Linked DNA regions of Homo sapiens: region 2 is linked to region 1. The links are chromatin contacts, found by Hi-C or POLR2A ChIA-PET in ENCODE. All regions are on one chromosome and are shown on one strand. Each heading gives the region's core, a stretch centred on a gene start or an enhancer-like site at or near the end of the contact. The rest is flanking DNA. Distances are from core to core; before and after follow the strand shown.

Region 1 (4,405 bases), core at 1,179-3,678:
CAAACCTACTTGAGAGTGGCTCTTCCAGCTATCACTCTTTCTGGAACTCCTGTATTTTGATACAAGAAGGTGAATATTTAGAACTTTTAATAACCTTGTGGGTATGGGGTTGAAGCAGGGAGTAAACAAATCTCAGAGTGCTGATCTGGGGCTTTTCTTAGGTGAATCTGGTTTTCTGACAAACATAATTACATGCCTCAAATACCTCTTCTCTCCACAGCCAAATCTGTTTATTCTATATATAAAACCCTTATCCCATTAAATATTAGCTCAGTATTAATCTTCATTAAAATTAAACAGCAAGGAAGGAAGATTAAGGTCTATCAGTCACTTAACTTACTAGTGCACTACTCATTTTCCTCCTGCTGTTTAGCATAAGAAGGTGGGGCTAAGGGGAGGTTCCTAGGAAATATTTTTTCTTCTTTTTTTGAGACAGTCTCACTCTGTCACCCAGCCTGGAGTGCAGGGGCACGATCTTGGCTCACTGCAACCTCTGCCTCCCAGGTTCAAGCAATTCTCCTGCCTCAGCCTCCCAAGTAGCTGGGACTACAGGCAAGTTCCATCATGCCTGGCTAATTTTTGTATTTTTAGCAGAGACGAGGTTTCGCCATGTTGGCCAGGTTGGTCTCGAACTCCTGACCTCAGGTGATCCACCTGCCTGGGCTTCCCAAAGTGCTGGGCTTACAGGCATGAGCCACCACACCCACCCAGAAATTTTGATGAGGGAATTAATTGGATGCTGATGTTGTAGCCCACGACTTCTTGAGAAATGGGGCTTACTGAAATCACTATTAGTGGGCTATGGGGCCATGAAGAAAGGGCTAGTAGGGTAGATAGGAAGATACTCCATGCTCAGCAATATTTCAGGAAACTGGTTCTCACCCTCTCTCCCTTTCTTCTCCTGGGAGCTGTATGTCATTCTAGTACAGTTCAAGTCCATCATGGGTTCACCAGGGTTTAGTCGACATGTTAAGCATCATGTAGAATGTTGATGTTACTGAAAGAAAATGTGGCTTAGGTTCTCAGCAACCAAATTTCAATTTAATTTTTGTACAATAGTCAGTGTGGAAAGAAAGAGGGACTTCTTACTATACTTGCAAATGTGTAAAGCTGTGCTATTTTCAGAACAGCCTGGGATGTAAGGACCATATGTAACCCTCTGGTCATCTAATCCCAAACCCTTAATTAAAAAGGAGGAAAGGGGCCACCAGAGAAGATGAGTGTCTTGCTCTAAGCCAAGCTGCTGACTGAAGAATAGGGACCCCAGAGTTCAGCTGAGGGTCTTCTCTTCTGTCTGTGATGCCTCCCTCAATCTATCTCCCTTCCCATCTCTTCCTTCTGCCTCTAGTACTGCTCCTACCCAACCCCGCCCCCATCTCTAGATCTTCCCTATCTACACTTGTTTCTGATTCACGTGGAAATAGCTCTGGCTCTACTCATCTTTTGCCCTGGCTCTACTTATTTCTTGTTAGTTAAGACATCCTGACTTTAATGAAGGTAAAGAGCCTGCAGGGGTGGGCAGAGTGGAACTAAAATGCCAGTGGGATGAGTAGAGCATGATTCATTCTTAAGTCTGTCCTGGCTCAGGGAAACTTTGAGGAGAAGGAGAGTAGAGGGGCTTATAGACTCATTACTTAGAAAAGCATTATGATGAAGGATATGTATCTGTGATAGACCCACAGTGCACATAGGAATGATAGGAACTGACATTATGTTTTAGGAAAAGCAGATTTGTCCTTGACTGGAAATGGAAATGGTGATAGTAAGAAGCAATTCTCCATTCAGCTATGAATACAAATCTCTAATTTTAATACATTGAAAAGGTTTGCTTTTAGGAATTCAAAAAGTATATACTTTCCTAAGTAGTGGGTGCATGTTTAATTAAACACTACCTTGAATTCACTGGGCCTGCCATGCTTCTGGTGTTTCACACTTTGATGTCCGGATAGTAGGCGGTGGGAGCCCCAGGGCCACAGCTGAAATGGTAAAGGGAGACAGATGTCCAGGCTAGAGTCAGCAATCCTGGGTCTGAGACCTTTAAGCTATTAGAGCATGTCAATAGACTGATACTGAGAAAGCCAGACAGGTAAAGGGTGAAAATGAGGAGCAGCTGTAGTGTATTAAGAAAAGCACAGAATTACAGCCAAGCTGCCATGGGTTTGAATCTTAGCTTCATACCATACAAATTGTGTAAACTTGGCAAGGACTTGTCTTTTTTTTTTATTTGTAAGGAAAAGTTGGATGATAACTTCCTCCACAATAATATATTTGACATTCAAAACTAATATATGAGGAAAAACTTAGCACAATACCTGGCATGGAATAGGTGATTAATAATTGCTGAGCACATTTGAATATTAAATAAGTAGGCAAGTAGCAGAGGTCAAGATGCGAGGGGTGAAGAAGCCGAGATTTGTTGTGAGTCATGGTGATGTGTATGGACAGTCAAACCTCTGTGACCTGAACTATGGAAACAATCAAGACTATAAGGGAAAGAACAATAAAAAAAAATCTATCAAGCAATTATGTATAGCCTTTCTACATTCTCTTATATGCATTCTCATGGAAACACCAGAAATAAGAATTTTTGTCTCATTTTATAACAACTGTAATCAAGAAAATGAGGCTTCTAAGAGCTTTTCCGAAGACACACAGTTGGTCAGGTAGATAGTGAATGGAACCCAAGCCAATTTGATTCCAAAGCTCAGGATTATTCCATGCTGCTTAATGCTTCACTTAACCTAACCTCTAGGGCTCTGGTTCTGTACAAGATGGAGCAGGCTCACACCTTCTTCTCTCTCCCACTGAATGCAATTTAGAGAGAAATTGTAGCATTAATGCTTCCATTAGAAAAAAGCAAGGGCTCAGGCCGGGCGCGGTGGCTCACGGCTGTAATCCCAGCCCTTTGGGAGGCCGAGGTGGGCAGATCACCAGGTCAGGAGATCGAGACCATCCTGGCTAACACGATGAAACCTCGTCTCTACTAAAAATACAAAAAATTAGCCGGGCCTGATGGCGGGTGCCTGTAGTCCCAGCTACTCGGGAGGCTGAGGCAGGAGAATGGCGTGAACCCGGGAGGTGGAGCTTGCAGTGAGCTGAGATCGCGCCACTGCAGTCCAGCCAGGGAGACAGAGCGAGACTCCGTCTCAAAAAAAAAAAAAAAGGAAAGAAAAAAGCAAGGGCTCAAGTCAATCAAAGAAACCAGAAATGAAAGAGCAATATAAACACAAAGCAGGCCGAAGGGAGGAAATGAAAAGGAGCAGAAATCAATGAAATTAAAAAGAACAACAGAAACCCAGTAGAGAAAAATCAATAATACCCAAAACCTGTGGTTTGAAAAGGCCAATGGAATTGATAAACCTCTAGCAAGAATGACTAAGAAAAAAGGAAGAAAGATATAAATTGACCAATATGGGGAGTAATAGAGAAGATGGCAGCAGATTCACAGACATTTAATAGCAAATAAGGAAATTCCATTTATGATCATTAAGATCTTGGGAAAATTGCTTAACCTTAGTTCTTCACTCCATCCCCCAGGCTGAAGTGCTGTGGTGCCATCGGGGCTCACTGTAGCTTTGACCTCCTGGGGTCAAGCCATCTTCTTGCCTCAGCCCCCAAGTAGCAGATACTACAGGCACATGCAACCTGTAATTAAGAAATTAATTAAAAAATTAATCTTTAAATTTTTTTTTTTTAGAGTGGAAGTCTTGCTGTTTTTCCCAGGCTGATGAACTTTTAGGCTCAAAGGAAACTTCCACCTGGGTTCTTAATTTAACCATAATTCTTACATCAATAAAATTAGAATATATTACCATAAATCATCATGGAAGATTGTTGTAGGGATCAAAAACTATAACTAGATTGATAGATAGATAGATAGATAGATAGATAGATAGATAGATAGATACAACTGAATGAGATTCCTGGTATTTGAGAACGGTTCCACAAGGATAAGAAGGCATTTCCCTTCTTCCATGGAATCTTTTTGTTCTTGGAGTTTGGAATCACATACTGAGATTTTGCAATTTTAAGATTATATTCGTGTTTACTTCTTCCTCCACATTTCACAGATATCCTTTATTTTTTGTTGGTGGATAAATACCTGCAGGTTTTCACACCTGTTTCTTTTTCAGGAGAATGCAAATCTACAAAAAATAATCAGTTTCTTTACTGACAGGTGGATGTTTAGTAAAGTTTCATGGTAATTAAAACCATATTCTAAATATTTAAATAAGCAGCATAAAATACAAAAATAAGTTTATATTCATTAATTTCCTGCACATTACTCAAAAACATCAAATGTTTCTTTTAAAGCCTTTTGTTTGATTTGGGAATTTGTGAGCCTTCAAAGAGATGACATAGAAATTGATGAGATTATAGGATATCCATTTTCTATTAGAATTAT
Region 2 (4,502 bases), core at 1,106-3,605, 67 kb before region 1:
ACAGACCCTTTTTTGAGCCTAGAAAAATCTTTGTGCTGAATCTGGCCCAGGCTTTATGAACCCTTTCTGGCTGTTCCATGCCTCTTGAACACCCAAGTTTGCCACAACTAAATGCAGTAGTTACAGCGTTTTCAGGAAACCATTCAGAATAAAAGGGAGACTTCTATGCTTACACAGTGTGTAATTATCTCTAAAAATGAACCTTCTTTCCTGAAAAGAGGACATCCAGCCAAGAGTCTTGTGAGTTCTGTGTTGGACACATGGGAGAATGAAGTTGCCTGCCTGGCGTACGTCAGTGCCTTTGGATGCATTTTTTAACTTTAAGTTTGATATCATATTTATTTTTCCTGATTACAAAAGTATGAAAATTTGTAAATCATAAAATACAAGCAAGAAGGGCCTAAAAAAATAGTTGAAGGGCCTAAAAAAAAAAAACAGATCTTGTTGGTGCATTTTGTGTGCCATTTTCACTATAACATCTCTATTATTAAGATAGAAACCTCTCTCTCTCTCTCTCTCCCCTCCCTCCCCTCCTTCCCCCCACAACCCCCCCACCCCGCCACACACAGCAGAGGCTGCTCTGTTTTGCTTACCTTTCACATTTTGCTCATCCTAAAAGACTCAGCTCACATCCCACCTTCCCACTGAAGCTTTCCGTGAGTTGCTGTTAATGCCTTCTTCGCAACTCTCCCTTCCACGCTTAAACATGTATTGCAGAAATGGTTCACAGCTTCCTTACAATTATTTTAAGTTCATCTCCTATACTAGATTGTAAATTTCATAAAGGTAGGATTGCATAGCATATTTCCTTGTACTTTTTGTGGCAGTGGAATTTTCCTATGAAGGAAGAAAAAGTGTGGAGGTTAAGAGCTGGCTAAAATGACATTGGATCAATTAACAATGAGTCCAAAGACTCAACGCAAGACAGACAATAACAATTCAAGTTCGTTCTTTTCATGGAAAGGAACTTGATAAGATTTCTTGTGGAATTTTTTATTTTATATACTTGTCACACTGAAAATTTAATATGTATTTTTCTAGCTGTTTAATATCTGATGCTCCTATTAGATTCAATTTCCAGAAGGCAGGCCCCTGATTGTTTTGCTCACCTGAGCAATGTCTCTTCAGCACCCAGCGCAGGCCCCATGAGCACAAGTACTCACAGAATAGAGAAACGAAGGCATGCCCAGCACCCTAGAGGAAGGACTGTCATAAAGAAAGAAAGAAAGAAAGTCACATTTCTGAGAACTACTGTGTGCATGTGTGCATCAGAGTGTCCTAATGTCAAATCACCTCTGTTGAGTCCCTCATAGGGTAAAACTTTCAGGGAGGGCCAGGATGTCTGCAGAAACGTTTCAGGTCCACATTTCTCCAAAGATAGAATGCACAGCTTTTAGAGACAGCTGACCTTCCATTGCTAGGGGCTTCTTAGTGGAAGTGTGCTGGAGACCATGGCTGGGGAACTGGGCTCAGTGAATTGCCATATCCTTTTCTAAACAAATGATTTTAGAATTTTATGACCAGGTGTTACCATAGTAAGACCTGCTCAGTAAAAAAACAAACAAACAAACAAACAAAAACAAAAAACACTATAGGGCTCTATCCAAGGTGCTTGTCTAACTCTCTAACCCCAGTTTCAATTTCTCGCCCTTAGGGGCAAATTGGCAGGTTGTCCCCTGCTCCTCCTGGCCCACACAGCCTTGCTTATTTGTCTCTGTGTGATTTCCTTCTGAGGTATGGCCTCAACATTCCTCTCAACATAGAGTCTGGAGAGCCACATCTGTAGACCTGTCTGGGCTCATGGGAAGTTGACTTGCGCTGTGAAGCTCTTGTAGGGCCACCTGCCACACCCCTCTGATGACAGGGGTCACTCACTGGGCTTGAATCTTCCCTTTATTTCTAAATTCACTTTTTTCTTCTCATTTGTCTGCATTTCCTTTTCTTCTATTGTCATGGTTCTCAGACTTGCAGGTGCTTCAGATCACCTTTGGCACTTGTTAAAACACAGCTTGCTGGGCCCCAGCACCAGAGTTTCTGATTCAGTAGGGAATTTGCATTTCTAACAGATTCTAGGTGATGCTGCTGTGGCTGGCCAGGGGGGCCCGCCTTGAGAGCCACTGCTGTGCTGTGACCCAGGGTGTAAGAGAGAAGCACCTACTGACCATGGACCCATGGCCAGGAACTCCGCATGGAAAAGGACAGCAGGGGTAGCCGCCCACAGGGAAGAAGCGAGCTGCTGCCAAGTGAAACCTGTGGCCAGCCCCACCTTTCTTAGCAATTCAAGCTCTGAATCAAAGTTCAGGCCAACCTTGGGAATTGTGGTTTTTAGCAACTTTGCTGAAACCAAAAACATTGCCCAACTTGAAGTGTCAAAAGCCTGCATCAAGCACTGGCTCTTCCTCTTTTCTTCCGTAGGAGCCTCCACTCCTCCGTATATGAAAGTTTCAACTGCTGTCGTCCTGAGGGTTTGGCAAGGAGGGACATTCCACAGTTGTGAGATGACTGTGTTCTAGAGAGTTGACAATGCGGCATTTGTGTGTGTGGCGACTTCCTCCATAGAAAAACTCCAGAGAGCCTCCCTTCCGATGCTGCTGATACCCTTCCTTCCCAAGGTTCAGAATCAGGGAGTCCATTTGAGCAGAATCTTAAACAATATCACACACTTATGGAGCCACATCAAGCTGGGACATGCCACTGGGTCTAGAAAAAAATTTTGAGAAAGTATTGCTGTCATAAAGCTGATGTGTTTTGCTGTGTTAGAAGGCAAGATAATCTTGCAGAGACACAGAACCAGATAATTCCTTTTAAAGCAAGGTCATGAATAATATATATAGATAGCCATAGTCGCTGAGGGAAGATAGCAGAAGAAATAAATAGAAGAGCTTTAAAAATTGGAAAGAACTTCATAAGAACAGCAATCTGGGGCCAGTCTTGGGGGAAATTTACTCTTGCAATCTAAAATGTCTGAGGGTAGTATTAGGCATGCTGTAGTGGATGTAATGTTCCAAATTCATGTGGGTCACCTTGAATTATAAGCAGAAGGCTCAACTAGGTTCACTATTCTCAATTTGAGAAGGCAAAGACATGCATACTCCATTCTATTAAGATTTCTACAAAACTAGAGAGGGGAGTATGGCTTAGCGATTAAAAGCCAAGAGTGTAGAGCCAGGCTGCCTGGATTTGAATACCAGTTCTTCCACCTACCAGCCATGTAATTCTAGGTAATCTATTGGATGTCTCTGAGCCTCAGTATTGTCATCAGTAAAATGGAAAAATGATAGTTCCTACTTTATGTCGTTTTTAGGAAGACAAAAAGCTTCAATATATGTAAAGTGCTTTGAATGGCACATATTACAACGTTGTTTATTAAATATCTGCTATAGTAGTTAATGAAGTACTGTAGTTATTTGTTAAATAAATACTCGAAGTTGAATTTTAGATGGGTCATGCTTTTAGCCATAACATTCTGTTATGGAGAGAATTCCTATGCTGTGGGAGCTCCATATTTTCTGAAACTGGTAGGAAATCAGAAGTCTTGGCTGTTATCCTCTAAGTAGAGAGAACATGGGCCTTGGAGTCCAACAGGTTTAGGTGCAAATCCTGGCTGTGCCAGTTCCAGTTCGATGACCCTGGGCAAGACGACCACCCTCAGTGAACTTCAGTCTTGTACTCTCTGACATAAATGTCAATGATTTAATTAAAGCACCTGATAAAATTTGAAATATTCACGAAGCCATCTCTAAGTGGGGGCTCATGTCAGTGTGGGTGGCAGGCAAAAGGAGTTATTACTGTAAGCTGAGGAAAGCATGGCAAAGCAATACATGCTGAGAAGCCTGAGGTGTGAACGGGGAAGGGCCCAGGGCTGAAAATCACCCGGACGACATCTGCTTTGCCCTCCTCCTCTCCAGGTGTGGCATTGGTGAGAGCACCCACTGCATGGATGCTGACCACCTGCCTGGCAGCCTCTCAGCACATTCCAGTCTGTTTTGTGAAATCAGGTGCAGATAAAAGCCATACTGAGAAAGCACCCAGAGGCCTGAGCTTTTGCCCCATCGTTGACTTAACTGACTGTGAACTTGGGCAAGTCACTTTTCTTTTCTGATGTTCTTTTATTCTGTCTGCAAAATAGCATGCCTGAGGCCCGTTCTTGTTCCAAGCCTGCTAAAATCAATTGCCCTGCCCAACAAGGCTGTGCATGAGCTTTAATTGCTCTGGGGTGTGCTGCATTGTTCTTACCTAGCTTTGTTTGTCTATGTGCTGGCTTAATGAATCTTCATCATGTAGCCTCTTCAGTTTTCTAGCCTTTGTATTTATGTCCATCAGCCCTTGCCATGGAAGGCCAGCACCTGGCCACATCGTCCTCCCTCTGTCCAAATCTCATGTCCCTTCGCCAGTTCCCTGAGTGCTGTCATCAAGGGACAGTTTAGAATTTCAAAATACTTTAGACAACAAAGGAAAACTAGGATATGGCAAAATCACATCTAACAAATATATTTCTAAAG

Evidence for each region. A loop is a pair of places that touch in the nucleus more often than their neighbours do. ChIA-PET counts read pairs that join two places held with the same protein, here RNA polymerase II (POLR2A). Pooled maps may share reads with other maps.
Region 2: a loop to region 1 is called in a map of mammary epithelial cell, with 4 times the contacts of the local background. The contact joins two enhancer-like sites. A Hi-C loop is called at or near these places in 1 of 168 maps with a recorded cell type or tissue (mammary epithelial cell) and 7 of 50 pooled maps. POLR2A ChIA-PET finds 5 or more read pairs at or near these places in 1 of 52 experiments (naive thymus-derived CD4-positive, alpha-beta T cell).

The regions. Positions count from the first base shown.
Region 1 is chr2:7,704,999-7,709,403 of GRCh38, reverse strand. No RefSeq gene overlaps it. Among named protein-coding and RNA genes, the nearest start is that of LINC01871, 19 kb to the left of the region's middle. Within about 2 kb of position 2,428, at least 2 of the 41 ENCODE cell types and tissues checked have a DNase peak (open chromatin) inside an H3K27ac peak, as active enhancers do; they include mammary epithelial cell, where a contact is called at or near this core.
Region 2 is chr2:7,771,449-7,775,950 of GRCh38, reverse strand. No RefSeq gene overlaps it. Among named protein-coding and RNA genes, the nearest start is that of LINC01871, 48 kb to the right of the region's middle. RefSeq lists an enhancer at 2,200-2,249. Within about 2 kb of position 2,355, at least 4 of the 41 ENCODE cell types and tissues checked have a DNase peak (open chromatin) inside an H3K27ac peak, as active enhancers do; they include mammary epithelial cell, where a contact is called at or near this core.